Linked DNA regions of Mus musculus: region 2 is linked to region 1. The links are chromatin loops, found by intact Hi-C in ENCODE. Cell type or tissue: heart. All regions are shown on one strand.

Evidence for each region. Hi-C counts contacts between places; a loop is a spot of excess contacts. Peaks named below come from ENCODE experiments on the same cell type or tissue, not always from the same donor. Only the 100,000 strongest peaks of a DNase experiment are listed, where the experiment ranks them.
Region 2: it touches region 1 in a loop (3-fold over the local background); 3 of 42 quality-filtered maps call a loop at or near these places.

Annotation. Positions count from the first base shown.
Region 1 is chr10:17,792,929-17,800,928 of GRCm38, forward strand. Txlnb (taxilin beta) reads left to right here and starts at 3,291. Exons shown (of 10, transcript NM_138628.3): 1 at 3,291-3,493; 2 at 6,160-6,605. The coding sequence starts at 6,173. Gm20655 (a long non-coding RNA gene) reads right to left here. Exons shown (of 5, transcript XR_871470.3): 2 at 26-8,000. In heart, a CTCF peak has its summit at 3,230; DNase peaks (open chromatin) are centred at 3,313 and 4,453; H3K4me3 peaks cover 2,827 bases; H3K27ac peaks cover 3,812 bases.
Region 2 is chr10:17,944,534-17,952,533 of GRCm38, forward strand. Heca (hdc homolog, cell cycle regulator) reads right to left here and starts at 3,534. Exons shown (of 4, transcript NM_001033432.3): 1 at 2,976-3,534. The coding sequence starts at 3,249. In heart, no CTCF peak of the experiment used is centred here; DNase peaks (open chromatin) are centred at 2,818 and 3,678; H3K4me3 peaks cover 2,662 bases; H3K27ac peaks cover 1,953 bases.

The DNA of each region.
Region 1 (8,000 bases):
CATGGTGGAAGTTACGCAGACTCACCTGAAAAGAGTAGTCTGTTTAAGCAGCCAGAAGAGGGGCCCAGATGCACATGTTCAGTCTGATTCCACCACTCCTAGTTCCACATATGCAGCTCCGGATTCCACCTGACTCAAGCCCTACACAAAGACCAATGATCGGTTCCCCGTCCACCAGTCACTGGACTTTTTTTTTTTTTTCTGAGTCACAGCAGGAGGAGATGCTGAGCTCACCAAGGTTTGTCTAGCCTTGTTATCTAGAGTCTTCCAAATCTTAGACAGATTGTGTGGGAAGAGGTCCCGGCTGGAGCATGGTCTCCCAAAGCAGACCTTGTTGGCGTCAGTTCCAATCCTGATCACAATTGTTAGTGAAGCTGAAGTTATGTGATTCCTGGAGGGCCAGAGAAGTTTGTTTGTTTGTTTTGTTTTGTTTTGTTTTGTTTTGTTTTGTTTTGTGTTTAAGAGTTGAGATGCCTCTTACTCCACACAGCCACGTTAAGGTAGAGAATATGTCAGCTGTCAATCAGTCAAGCAGCTGACTGAACCACACCTGACATTTAAAATATCATAGGATGTTTACAACAACAGCAACAAAAACCCTAGGGAACTAGCATTAATGGTGTTTAGCAACACACAACTCCTATGCAAATATCTTTAGAGAGAGTTGGGTCATTCTGTGATTCAGTTTTGTGGAATTTTAAAGTGATACATATATGAAAATGTATATTTTATAATAACTCTAAGAAAGGTTAGCCAGGTGGTGGTGGCACACGCCTTTAATCCCAGCACTTGAGAGGCAGAGGCAGGCAGGTCTCTCTGAGTTGCAGGCTAGTCTTGTCTAAAAAGTGGGCACTCACTTTGAAACTTACAGAGAAACCCTATGGAGTGGCAGGGAGAAAAGAAAGGGACAGGTATAAGAAAGCTATGCCTGTTTTCATGTTAGTACATATTGTATGTATATATACACACAATAACATAATAAGACAGTCCTGTCATTAGATTTCCTCTTCCATTAGTTTCAATGGAAACTATTTTGTTAAAAGGGCCTGCACCTCAAAGTGGGACTTTTCATGGACCCCACCCCCAGCTGTATAAATAATGACATGGAGTCAATAATATTTTAATGCCTCAGCTTGGCAGTCTCCCAACGACTCTAGCTGACTAATTCTGGCCTACATCTTGTCACATGGCCAGGTCTACCTCTCTGCTCCGGCCTGAATCATCCCTTCTGTGATCCCTGATGAACCTCCTGCATTTGATTGCTTCTCCCGAAGTTCCTATCTCTGCCTGGAAGTGCCGCCTCCTAGTCCCTGCTCAGCTATTGGCCATCAGTTTTTTATTACATCCAATAGGCAAGGAAGGAAGGATGAATGTTTGCAAAAATATGAGGCTGGCGATGGGCCACGGAAACAACAATACCAAGATGCGACGAGTACTTAGCTCTCTGCAGGTACCCGTTAAACAATTGATGACACAGAAACATACCTTCACAAAATGTACCCTAACAGTACCTTATTTAAAATTGTTTAGAACTGATCTGCACTTGGAGATCTGATTGAGTTGATTGCTCCAATCCAGGATGTGCTGTCTTCTGATTTGTGGTGTTAACCGAATATTCACGATGTGAGGATTAAGGAGAGAATATTATTTTCTTTCACCAGTTTCATTGTGTTTGCCATGAAAGGCCCGAAATTAACCTGTAAACCCCAGTTGCCCAAGGACCAGGTAACTTCCGGGAATGCTGGGAGTTGTAGTTCTCAGAAAATAACAAAGCCTCATAGGAAACTATGATGGCCTATAGGTCATCCTTATAAATCCCTGCTACACAGGCTCAAGGCCATTCCAGCTGAGAAACTCCAGGGAATGGTCCTGATTAAAGTCGAGGATTTGGTGGTCAGTATTTAATATTTAATAAAGCTAGCTTTAATTTGCCCGGAGCTGGTGGACTTGGGGTTTTTTCTCTGGCAAATCCCAGGATTAACAGTCACTGCAGTGTCTCTGTCAGAGTTTCTCCTTCTCAGGCTGCTTCTTCCCATCATGCCTTTCCTGCACCCCTTTTCAGCCCTTTCTGTGATTGTGACTTACAGCACCCCGAGCTCAGGAAGTAGGGAAGCACTTGGGAGTGGGGTGCACGTTAGCTTCCGTTTCATTCCCTTTAACAATCTGACACTGAGGTAGAGGCTTTTTAAAAAACGTGAACTTACTCCTTTACAGTGCTGGAGGTCAAAGTCCAAAATGAGTTCCATGGGGTCTGAGGTGAAGCTGTTGGTGTGGCTGCATCCCTCTGGAGGCTTGAGAGAAGAGTGTTTTGTTGCCTTCCCAGCTTCTAAGGCTTCTTATGCTCCTCGACGCAGGACCTTACTCCATGACACACCCCACTTAGATCGACAGATCTGATCTGATTCTCAGCCTGCTTGCCTCATTTATAAGGACTCTGTGATTAGTGGTCACCCTCAGATCATTCTAGATGACTCTCCACCCCACAATCCTTGACCACATCTGCAAGTCCCCTCTACACGTAAAGTGCCAGATTCAAGGGCTGGATGTCTTTGGGGTGACTAAATTCTCAGAGATGCTGTGCCAAGACTAAATCTGTTTTGGTAAAACATGGAAATACATTCCCCAGAAAGCTTAAGGCACCCATGAATGGCTATGAGTTAGGAGGAAGCTAACAAGCTAATCCTTGTTTCTTTTACACAGGATATTAAGCCGTTCCTCTGACTGTCCTGGAAGTCACCATATTGACCAGGCTGGCCTTGAAGTCACAGAGAGCCACCTACCTCTGCCTCTAGGCCCTAGGAAGGCATTTTTAGGATGAACAAGCTGATGAGATGTCAGCTCTGGACACAGCACACATGCAAAGACTACCTAAACCACAGTTCCAAAAGCCACCTAAATGTGCATTTCAAACTTTGCAAAAACAATAGTAACAACCACAAGAAAGCAGTGTCCTCAGAATTAGTGTCTCTGCCACTTCTCCTGTGCTGTGCCACACCGCATCTTTGGTGGTTCCTAAAAGAAACCTGATACTAACTAATCCAGGGTTGAATCATAAACCCCACGGAGATAAACCAAGAAATAAAAACACTCCTGATGTGTTCCAAAATAACAACAATGTCAGAAAACCGCACCAGGAGGCCATTCATCTGGGTTTGAATTTTAAAGAGGGCTAAACATGGAGAGTCTCACAATTCACCAGCTGCTTTTCTTTCAAAGGATACTCCCCTGGCGACACCTACTGAAGCACAGGCAGACTTCTTTCTTGCTGCGTCACGGGTGTTTCCTTCCCCGCCCCCTCCTTTTGTGGGCGTGTGTGTGTGTGTGTGTGTGTGTGTGTGTGTGTGTGTGTGTGTGTGTGCAGTTTCTCCCTCCTTGTAAGAACTCAGCCCTGCTGCCTGTTCCTGCTGCTGCTGCTGCTGCTGCTGCTGCTCCTCCTCTGACTCTACCACCTCTTTCCTCTCTTTTCTCTTCCTGCTTAGCTCCCTTCCTTCTGGTAAGTATGACAAACACTTCCCCAAGCCCTGAGGGGCAGCCTGTAGCCTGTAGTCTGTAGTGTTCAAAAGTTACAGACGCCAGCAAATGGTAGAAGGGCTTTCCATTGTTCAACTTCACAAGACAGCGGGTGGATCAGGAAGGGATGGTGCGTGTGCGTGTGTGAGCAGCCACAGCTAGCACAGGGGAAACATTCCTCCTTCCCGGAGGGGCACAGAGCCAATAAAGTTTGTAAAAGACAGATTTTAGAGTTTCTTTGTGAGAAGAAACTTTGCTACAAAAAGGACGATTTTAAGGTTCTTTGACTTTGTTTATATTTGGTTTTCCTTCTTGTTAGTTTGTTCTGAGGTGTCTTAAAGAAGTAAATTGTCCTCTAAACAAAATAGGTTACTGTTTTAAAAGAAGGTTGGAGTTTGGAGATACTGCACATCAGTGGAGCATTTGAGGTGCTGAGACTGACACACACACACACACACACACACACACACACACACACACACACATCAACTAATGTGGAACAGGAATTTAAAGAATATCCATAGACCTAAGCTTGAATAGATCACGTGAACATTTTCATGTAGCCTAACCACAGTAAAATGCCCGTGGACTGTTTGAAATAACTGCTTTGAACTTTGATTGACTTCAGATCTCACCCAATGATAATCTCCCCTACACTTAAAAGTTCACATATGGATTCAAACCAGTAAATGGTCACAATTTTTAGTCTGACTGAGAGCCTATTCTCTTGACTTTAGGGATGAAGGGCTAAATGTCAGAACTCATTTTAGAAGAACTTAAAATAACTTCTGGCAGGGCAGCAGGTGACACGTGTCTCTCTGTGTGCTTGGGGGAGGCAGGAGTTATATATAGCAGAGAGCATGGCGAGCGGAGGTCAGGCTCTCGATTGCAGTGGTGGAGACGCAGCCACATTGTGTGATAACCAAGTGATTGAATTAAAAGGAATGACCTTCCTCCTAAGTCCTGGGGGAGCCACAGGTGGGTGGGGACTGTCTCCACACTGTGTCTTCCACTCTCGGGTTGGCAGTCAAGTGTTCAACACCTACTACATTCAAGTGCTTGACACTTGCCCTAAAAATGAGCCAAGGAAGCTATGCAGTTGATAACACAGCATGTTTTTGTTTCCACTGACATGCCAACACAACCGCACGACCCGTGAAGCTAGGGAACGCTGCCATAGTTTTATGCTATTAGTTAGCAGCATAACTATTGCGTTCTATTTGTAAACAAAACGCACCAGAAGTTAAACCCTAAGCCAAATCTCTCCGCCCCTCAGCATGGTAGGAGCAAAGCCCGGAGTCTCTAATGCAATGTGCTGTGTTGTTCCATATTTCCCAGAGGCTCTACTATTATGTGGGTGTTGTTGTTGATGTTGTTGCTGCTGGGAGACAGGATTATATAGCAGAGGCAGGCTAGGGACTCTGTGTAGCTGACAATGACCTTGAACGCCTGACTTGCCTTCCTTTTACAAATAAGAAGTAGACATGCCCCAGCATGCCTGGTTTGAGTCCATATTGCATTTGAATTATTTTTCTAGCTTAAGATATACATTGCTATGTCTTAAAATTCTTACATTTTCCTAGAACTTTTTAAGTTAGAAAATTATCATCTTTTTACTTCAAAGATGAAGTCAGTTTCTAGAGTAAAAGAATGTTATAGAAATTTAAGGAGTTAGTATTATATGTGGGCTGGCGAGATGGCTCAGTGAGCAAAACTGCTTGCTATACAAGCGTAAGGATTAGAGTTCTGATCCTGACAACCATGTGGAAACTTGGATGCAGTCAAATGAGCATGCAATTACAGTGCTGTTAGGGACAGAGGCAGGAGGATAACTGGGGCTTGCTGACTGCCATCCTAGTGCCAGGTTCAGTGAGAGGCTCTTGTTTTAAAGGTAGAAGATGGATGTGACACCAGACATCCTTCTCTGGCCTCTGCATGTACACACACACACACACACACATACACATATGTGTGAAAATACTCATACACATATATACATATGAAAATATATTTCTAAGGATCATCATCATTCATTCATATTACTGACTTATTTATACATTTCTCATTCCCTGTTTTAATTAAAAAACATTAATCTGAAGTTCAAAAACCCTTTTTTTTCTGATTGATAATTGCATGTTGCTTATTATCAGGGAGAAAACACTAGAAAAGCAATTTTACCTAATAATGTAGTAAAATACACAAGTTAAACTTTTTACCTAAAGATTGAAAAATAGCTTATGGATGTAACTGTTACGAATTATTTTTAGTAATCAGAATGGTTCCTGTATTAAATATTAAATTAAAAGTTAAATAAAAATTAAACTTTGCATGAAAATGTCTATGTGCAAGCACTTTTAAGGACTGTGAGGTCTATACCTGAAAATCCTAACACAAATTGACAAATATATTCATAAAAACAATACCATAAATTAACTCAAACAATTTCAACAAAAAGGGGTAGTGCTAAAATGTGAAGATTACACTCAAGATAGGACAGTAATACGACCTGAGTTTTAGTGTCGATGGTATGTGGAAGTTCATTTATTCTGTGGCGGATCCCAAAATTAGGTGGCGCCTCTCTGAGAGATATCCTTATCATTAATATGTAAGTGAAATCGTTAGGTGAACCATGACTGTGCTTCCCACCAGACCCCACTCCCATATGGAGATTAATCATCCTGATCAGCTCTCAGTGGAGCACCCAACTCCCCCAGGGGACAGCTCATCACTCAATCAAAACGGCCCGGGAAAGCAAGATGGCGAGCGGTGCTCAACCTCAGGCCAAGCGCCAGAGCAAGAGGGAAGCCTGCATCCCGAGAAGGGAGCCCATGATGTCGCGGAAGAGTTGAGCAGGCAACTGGAAGACATCATAAGCACGTATGGGTCTGCTGCCAGTCCCCGAGGGAAGGAGAGCACCTCTGAAACTAAGGAGCAGCCCCCAAACACAGAGGCACCAGACAATGAGGATGTTGACTATGAAGAAACCACTGAAGAGATAGACAGAGAACCCACTGCTCCTGAAGAGCCAGCCGCAGCCAAAGAGCCTGTCAGCAATAAAGAGCAAAAGCTGGAAAAGAAAATCTTAAAAGGATTAGGCAAGTATTATGTTCTAATGTCTCTATCTGACATACCCTGTCCCCAACCCTGTTCAAGGGCTGGGATGCCCTCCCCGCCCCCGCCACTCTCACCCCGGCATTTCCTTATACAATGCAGACATTCTCTCTTGCACACTCTCGCTCTCGCTCTTGCTCTTGCTCTCGCTCTCACTCTCGCTCTCTCCTTCCTCCCCAGCCCCCAGCCTGCGAACTCACCTGAGAGCAGACTCCCGATAAACCTGCCTCTAATATACTCTAATCTGGCTCGAATTGGTTTCTTTCACTGGCAGAGAAATAACCTATCCGCCATATAAATATATTTGGATTAATTTCATATCCTCCTTTTGTAATTTCCTAAATTTTCTATTGCTGTGTTTTTCTCTAGCCCATCCCTTTTCGTATTACTAAAGTGAAGGTTTTTCACATGATGCCAGTCAACTTGGCTCACATGCCTACCCTATGGCTCTTAGAATTCCAAACCAAAATTCTTAAGATATTTTTTGGGCCTGTGGTCTAACCCTGACAGGCTCAAGCTTGATCTCATTTTACTGTATTCCCCTGCATCTCTTTCTTTTCCATGCCATCCCTGACCCCACCACTACCCTAGCCATTCTCATCTTCTCTTTTAGTTCTTTGAACTTCCATGCTCCATTTTCCAAAGGCCTGCGCACATTCTACCTAAAAACATCTGCACCCTTCCAGTCCTTTGAGCATAGAACTTCTGCTTGCCATTTAGCTCATAACCAAAAGGTATTTTCTTAGCCACATCCTAACGTTGCAATCTCCTTGGGTCTACATTATGCCATGAATCATTCTTTAGTAGTACTAACAAGCATCTCGAATCATACATTTTGGGGGAGAGTATTTGGTTAATGTAACTAATTCCCAATTGGATTTTTTTTCTATCTCAAGAACAGTGTGTGTGTGTGTGTGTGTGTGTGTGTGTGTGTGTGTGTGTGTGTGTGTGTTGGATATCATTGGATGCCTATGGTATAAGATATGAGATGGCAAATTAAAGACTCAATAGTAATTTGCTATAAAAATGAAGGAATGGAATATTTAAAGCAATCTTAACAAATAAGCAAAATATGATAAATAAGGATAAGTTTATTGATAAAATAATTGTCAATTAGATGACTTATCATAAAATATTTTTGATTAAGGATATATCACAAAAAATAAAAGTAATAGTAATAACAACACTGTGGTTATATCTGCCAAGAACTGCAGAAGACATAGACCTGAGCTGTTCTTCCATTCATTACTTTCAGGACTATTTGTTAATGCCTGGTTATAAGGTACTATGTTGGGAGAACAAAAAGAAGAGATGACCCTTTGGTTAAGGAGCTCTTGGTACAGAGAGAAAAGCAAACACATGAACTATTACTCAGCAGA
Region 2 (8,000 bases), 150 kb after region 1:
TCAGGCTTGCTTCCTCCATTCCTTGCAGAAGGCTTCATAAATTAGTATCTAAAAAATACGAGTACAACATCCTTTGAATTCCTATTCAACTGCATAACAGCAACCAGTTCAACTACCTCAACTCCAACCATACCAGTTTCCTCAGGCTTCCCCTGGCTAACAACTTTATAGAGCGAGGAGTTATTTACACTAACAATGAACAACTAAGGGCTAATACGACCTTGCTTTGGTAACTACAATGCCCCATACTTACAGGACATAAAACCACTCTATAAACCTGAAACACCTACTAGTCATTAAGTTTACATGTAAGTGTACATTCAAAACCTACTTGATCAAAACAAACCATGTAAAATTGTAATAGATAGGAAACATTTCAAGGCCAGCCTGAGAGCTATACAGCTAAGGCACTGTCTCACCACCAACAAAAGACTGTAAATATTTAGGAATTTTGAAAATTATATAATAATAAAATCTACAATATACTTAGGAATCATAAAGCAGTCCAACTAATATAATTTTAAAATTAAAAAATAATTTAGTCTTGAGCCAACAAGATGGCTCAGTGGGAAAAGCGCTTACCACGAAGCCTGACAACTGGACTTCAATCCCCGAAATCTACCTGGGGAAGGAGAGAACTCCTGACCCCAAAAAGTATGCTATTTGTACACGCACACAGCTAAAAAACAAAATGAACCTTTGTTATCATGTCCATTGCCCCTTCCTATAAAAATTCACCAGTATCACCTCTCCCTACATCTATACTACACACACACACACACACACACACACATAATTTACAATCTCCTTATTCATTTTGTGTAGGCCTAAGAACCTATGTTAAAATTGTCTTCAGAAACACAGAGATGATTCTTCAGTTAAATCAAACTATTTCACCAAGGTGACACCAAAGATAGGCGCCACAACCCTCAGCTCGCTGCTCCTGAATATGCAGCTTCTGAGATTGTGGCTATGGCAATATGGGGGCCCACTGCTTCTTTTCCCACATCTAATAGAATAAAGACCTACTAAGAAAGCCATAGCTTTACCCAGATATACACAGTACTGCTAAATCTACCAGTTTACTACTTCAAATGAACAATGTAAGTGGCTTAATGTTTTCAGTCTAGCAGGTACCATCTGCCAAAGAAAAACTTCCTCAACTACTTTAAGATACTCAAATCTTTCAGAGTGTGGTAAAGACACAGGTCTTTGTGAGAACCGAGGATGTACTAAAGTATAACCATTAGCCTAGTCCCTATCTAATACACAGTACTATTAACATTACAAATTAAAAAGTTGTCCATTTAAAATATTTATTTTAATATTTAATAACAATAATCTAATAACTAAAATAATCTTTTGAATGAATAACTAGTAGCTGTTACTCACCAGCCATCTATTATTTGCAATGAGCTTTTATCGACCTTTACATAATAAGCCTTTAAATAACACGAAATGGGAACTTAAAAGTAAAGGGTCACTCTAAGCCTCCCTCAGGAAAATCCTCTAAAGGCCCAGTGTAACCCTCACTGCCCCCCCTCACTCCCTCAAGTGTGTCTATGAGGAAACTGAGGTTCAGAAAAACTGGCCTTTCTCCAGATATCAAAGCTCTAAATGGCTGAGGAAGAGCTGGTATTATGCAGTCTAAGTATCATCTTCTCTGTCACATCAATATCAAAAGGACGGTTAGAGATAAGAAAGCAAGAGCCGGCACAGGCTAGCCAAATAGGCTAGCCAAGTTTTGATAGTACACTATCAAACACTCACAAACGTGTAAGTTTGCTCCTCCTAATAAACAAATCTTCCTATTTCAAAACTGCAGGGGCTCAGCCAGGGGGGGGCCCTTTCCAACAGCCTGTAGTCTATCTCCTATGGGAATCACTGTGGCATTCTTGTAAGTACTGTAGCCCTTTTTATGGGAGACCATCTACATAGAGGATGGCTTTGAAAACTGTTAAGAAGCAAATATAACGATTCTAACGATTCTCATCTACTTACATTAAAATGTACATTTTTTTCCCCTGAAAAACTACCTGAGAAGAAAAAAGTTTAAAAGCTGCCCAAATAAATGTCAGGCATCCTGTGGTAAGAAGGGAAAATCCTGTCACACCTTAGCTATTACCTGCATTCCTCCCTTCTAAAGGATCATTCAAGCGCTCATGAAATTATCAGGGCTTCTTCAGAAAAACAAATGTGAAACAATTATACAAGGGACAGGAAAAGAAAGAAAGAAAGAAAGAAAGAAAGAAAGAAAGAAAGAAAGAAAGAAAGAAAGAAAGAAAGAAAGAGAAAAGAAGGAAAGGAAGAAAAGGAAGAAAAGAGAGAAAGAAAGAGAGAGAAAAAAAAGAAAAAGACACCCAAACACTTCAGGTTGGGAACGGAAGTCAAGTTCAGATTCTCTTCCTTCCTCGAGCAAGACAAGAGAATTAAATGAACACCACACACACACACACACACACACACACACACACACACACACACTCTCTCTCTCTCTCTCTCTCTCTCTCTCTCTCTCTCTCTCTCTCTCTCTCTCTCTCTCTCTCTCCACCTGTGGCAATCAGGCAACAGGCCTACATCTGCTGGGAATTGCAGCTTTTCTTCTTTGGGGGCAATGGTGGGTGGGTGGGTCGCGGTGAGCAGGGAAGTTTCCAATCGGATCATTCTAACTTGGGCTCCTTTTCCTGCTTGCCCGCTGCCTCGCTCCCACCAACCCGGGACATTTCAGACTCAGCCCGCGCGGGCACCACGGGGAGCAGGCACCAACCGGAGCGCCGCCGCGGGGCCCGCAGCCCCGGTCCACGCCGCTCCGCGTGGGGACCACGAAAGGAAAGGCAGCGCGGGGCGGTGGGGCGGGGCGAGCACTTCCTGACTCGCATTGTCCACGCGCCGCCCGCGCCACCCAGGGCCCCGCCACCGCGCCCGCCCGCCCGTCGGTGAGGAAGTTGGCGCTCGCCCCGCCGCTGTCGTCTTACCATTCTTAGCGTCTCCCGCGGCTGCAGCCCCCGCAGCGACGGTGGCGTTGGCGGCGCCCGTGCCCGCACCTCCCGGGCCCGCCGCGCCGCCGGTGCCCACCGCGCCGGGCGACGCCGCCCCGCAGCCCGCCGCCGCCGCCGCCAGGGCCCCTCCGGCCGCCGCGCCTGTCGCACCCGCCGCCGCCAAGGCCCCGGCTCCATTTTCCTGCTCGTCCCCGCTGCTGTTGGCGCGCTTGTTTTTGCGGCCGCCTTTGCTGTTCTTGGGGTTGGGCATCTCCCCGGCCCGCTCGCGGGTGTCCCGGTCCCCGGCGCCCACGAAGGCGGCTCCCCCGCCGCACCGGGGCGGCCACGGAGAGCGCGGGCCGGCCGCTCTTCCTCAGGCGCCCGCCCCGCCGCGCGGCCCTCGCCGCGACATTCCGGCCGCCGCGCCCTCCGCGGCAGAAGCCGGCGCGGCCACGCGCGGCCACCCGAGGCTCGCAGCCGCGCGGGCGCAACGGGCCCCCGAGCAGAGCGAGACGCGGAGGAGCCCGAGGGAAAAGGCGGGTCTCGGGCTTGTTTTGATTCGGCTGCGCTGACACGCTCCAGGCCCGCCCCCGCCCGTGACGACACTGGGGCTTGAGCCCGGCCCCGCCCACCCAGTGACCTCACGGCAACTCGCTCCGCCCCCGTGACGTCACGCTCGGCGCTCAGCCCTCGGCTCTGGGTGACGTCATCCAGGCGCCTTCTTGGGAGAGGGAGGCTGGCGGGCTTCCCGCGTGTGCTGACAGCCACGACTGGGAGCCAGGCAGTGTTCGTGAAGTTGTTAACTGGCCTTCTGACCTTACTGGAGCTAAACCTGACAACGTGGTCTGGAAAAACAAACAGGTGACTAGAACAGGAGAGCAAAACAAAGGGTTTCGGATTAATAATTCGCTCAATGGCTCTGCGGCTCAACAATGGTAAGATAGGAGTTTCTGGAGAGTGCAGTTGAGCTCCTGTATGGGAATTCTTCAGTCTCGTGGTGGAAAGCTTATTTAGCCCAGACCTACCAACCAGAGACCCAAGGGTTCTGTCGGTTCTGTCAGAAGCAGAGCCAGCCAGGAGGAGCCAGGCTGCACAAAGAAGACTGAGTTGTCTGGAGAGAACGGCCGGGTTGTGAGGAGGACATCAGAGGTGAAGAAGTGAGGGCACAGCCATGCTCAGCAGTAGATGGCCAACACAAAAGAGACTCAGTTGAATCTTAAGAGGTTCTTTGTCTCAGAATGTTTTGTCAGGGATATATATATATATATGTGTAATCTTTTTAGGTCTTTTGTATAGACATATGGCTTCCAGTTTTCTGTTTTTTGTGGAATTCCTCACTGAACGAATACATCTATATGACTTTCTCATGCTTTTTCATTTGTTTGTTTTGTCCTATATTGTGTGTTTGTTTTCATCTTATCTATTTTATTATTATTTAGATGCATATTTGTTTTCTAAGAAGAGGCAGGAAAGCTGTGGATTCGGCTGGGAAGGGAGGTGGAGAGGATCTTGGCAGAGCTGGAGAAGGGGAAAGAAGAGCAGAATATAGTGTATTAAAAATCTATTATTAAAGAAGAAAAACGGAAAGAAAGAAAAAGAGATGAGAGCACAGGGTTCCTGGGAAGAGTTTGATGTAATCTCCTTTTCTGCACTCTCTTCTGCCCCTTTCAAAGACCCGCTCCTTTCCACCCTTCTGATCTCAGCTCATTTCTTCAGAATGATCCCATACCTTACCAGAAGAGCTGTCCCGAGTATCACAGTTTATTTCTCCTGTCTACCTCTGATTACGTTGGCAATGTATATGCTTAAATAATTTTCCTCTGTTCCCTCGCATGAAACAGCCATATTTTTATCTTGGGTGCCGTAAGAAACAACTGAACTGATCTTGGTGAATGTATAAATGACATTCTTGATCCATGACTACAGAAAAACACTGAACTCGTTTACAGTGTCTTCTTCCTATGGCGTGATCTTTAATCGACTGGACTGTTGAGGCAAGGCACTGTGGCTAGGTTGAAGGGTCTAGAAAGATGGCCAAGGAATTGCTCAGAGAAGAGCCATCCACATGACTTCCTAGCCAGGATTCTGATGGGCAGAGCCTGGAGCAACACTGTATTCTTGAGAGCAATTGCTAGTTGGACGCAGTACACTATATGTTAAAGGAAAGTAATTCTTTAGAAGGCCCAAATGATAGCTAAGATAGATAGGGAAGGAAGGAGGGAGAGGTGGAAGAGAGATGTGTGTGCTGGAGATTAGTATCAGGTGTCTTCCTTTATTCCTCTCCACCTTATTTTTTGGAGGCAGGGTCTCTTATGGACCTGGAGCTCACGGACATATTAGATGACCAGCTGGTGAGTTCCAGGGATCCACTTTTCTCTGCCTCCCAGCTCTGGGACTATAGATATGTGTGTCTGTGCACAGTTTTTACATGGGTCACATAAAGTTCTTAAGTTGGTACAAAGAGCACTTTACCAATTTAAGTATCTCCCCAGCTAGAGAATAGCTATTTTGTGCTTATGATGTGTTTATGTCTTATATTCACACATTGTGCGCACATACACACACCCTGTATCAGTAGAACAGGGCAGGTTGTGTTTCTAACTCTGCAGTCTAATATAAAGCCTTCTCCACTATCATGTTTAGTACAAATTTTTCAAATGTGTGAAATATACCTAAAGGATTCTTCTGCCTGTATTTCTTCTGAACCTTAATATCTCCACTAAGCCATTAATAACTTACCAAGTCTTCTCTGGTAACCCAAAGTTAGGCTTGCCTCCATGGACCCTCATACCTTTTCACCAAAAAGGCTTACATTACACACTTAGGATGAAGTTATTCACTCACTTGTCTCTTGTTTGGAGCTTGCTGTGATGGCAGTATTGTGTCTGTCTTATCATACACACAGTGTATTGTACATGGTAGGACATTAAGTCCATTACAAGAAAAATGAATAAATGAAGACAGGTGAATTGGAGGTAGATGCAGGAAGAGTCAGTGGCCACTTAAAATTGGGGAATTAAGGAGTACAGTCAAGATGGTCTGAAAACTGAAAGAACTTATGACATTAATGGAGGCATCAGCAGGACAGTGGATGGAGATACCAGGTAAATATGGCACTTAAATTTCATTAACTTCATTACTGTTACATCTCATGAGAGGTAGTGAGAAGAGTTCAAAATATATTTTTACATTACCTCTAGACTTGGTTTTGTTTTTTAAATTGGTGGTGATGAATTACAAGAAAATTGAGAATTTTTTTTGAATAAGCCCTCTGCTGTCATGCAACGTTGATCAGAGTTAGCACGCACCCACCCTGCAGACAGGCATCTACACCAGCTGCCTACCACCTCTCCATAACTGAGATTTAAGAATTGGAAACCTTCCCACAGAAATATAGTTGGCTGAAAGTACACAGGCACCCAGCCAGTTGCAGTTCTAGTTAATTGTGCGAGTCACCTTCTCATTCAAACTACAGCAGAATGAAAGGGGAGAAAGGAGAAGCTGGGCCATTTCCATGTTCAGCCTTCGTATCTAATTTTAGACCTAGTCAAATTTGACACAGAGGCTATTGTTCCGGTTTTATTGGTACAAAGGCAAGGTACAAAAATGAAGATGTTAGAAACAAAACTCAAGTGATACTAAAGCACCCTCTTTCCCACATTCTATACTCTGAAATTTCACTACAATCCTGACATCCCAACTTTTTCCATTTTTCCCACCAAGCCTAGGAATGGGGGTTGCATACAGAGGGAGAAAGAATGAGGTAGATCCCCTCACCTTAGATACGTCTAGAAAAAGAACTAAGACTGAAAGCTATGCTGTGCTGTATACCTCTCTCACATGCCTTCTCGGTCTTTAACTTATCAAATCATGTGCTCTGAAATTCACTTCACAAAGGTACCATTCTATTCCACTCGGCTTTCTTTCCCCTTGAATATCATGGGCTCTATTAGACAATTCTCTACAAGTTTTTTTTTTTTTTAAACAGTAATAAGCCTTTGAAGATAAGCAATTTATACCTTTGAGAAAAAGAATGAACAAATATTCAGGACTAGGCTGGAGAGATAAGGATATTGTTTCCCTGTTGTAATTTTTGTTGGTTTGACCTTTTGAGCTGTCTTTGTTCTCAGCTTGGCTTCAGCATTGTCTTAGACCTCAGTCATCACTAGATGAAAACAATACTCATTCTCAAAACTGTGCATTTAACCTGTTGCATGTGATTTAAATGCACGCTTGCTCCTTGCTCGGTGCCGCAGCACACATTTTGCTTTGAGATCAACTGCTGCCCATGGTCATCTCATCCACCTTCCACAGCTAGCTTCACCAATCTACTCAGGTCTCACTCAACTCTGCCAAACCACCAGTCCAACCTCGTGGCAGCGCTAGCTCCGCCAATGTTCTAACAACCTCCCAGGCTATGCCCTTTCTCTTGCCCACCTGAGTCGCCACGGATAGAAACACCAGACAGCCTTAATATTTTTAAACTAGCCAGATATTACAACTGCTGGGTGCAGAATCTATGGCCTTAAACTCTCAGCTATCCTGTATTAGAATTCCACTGGTGGCAGAGGGTGCCACCATTCAGTCACCCCCAGGCCTTACATGGTTCATGCTCCTCCCGCCAAAGCCTGGCAGAAAAGCCTCTCTCTATCTCTTTCCCTCCTCTTCCCCCTGAGACCTGGAAATCCCACCTCTTTTCCTTTCCCCGAAGATTAGCTTCTGACATCTTTATTGACATAATCAAAAAACAATTTGCCCCAACACACTCTCTCTACCATGACGAGCTACCTAACCACAGACCCAAAATTGACAAAGCAATGTGATACTATAGATGGCTGCCTTTGCATCTGTAGAGCAAAATAAATGTTCCCTCCTTTTAAGTTGACTTTTCCTGGTGTTCCATCATGAAAATGGAAGGCTGAATGAATAATACACTAATTCCCAAAGATTTAAGTTTAGTTTGAAGAGGACAATGGCAAGGAATTATTCTGGCTCTTTTAAAATTGTTGCTTCAGGTAATCA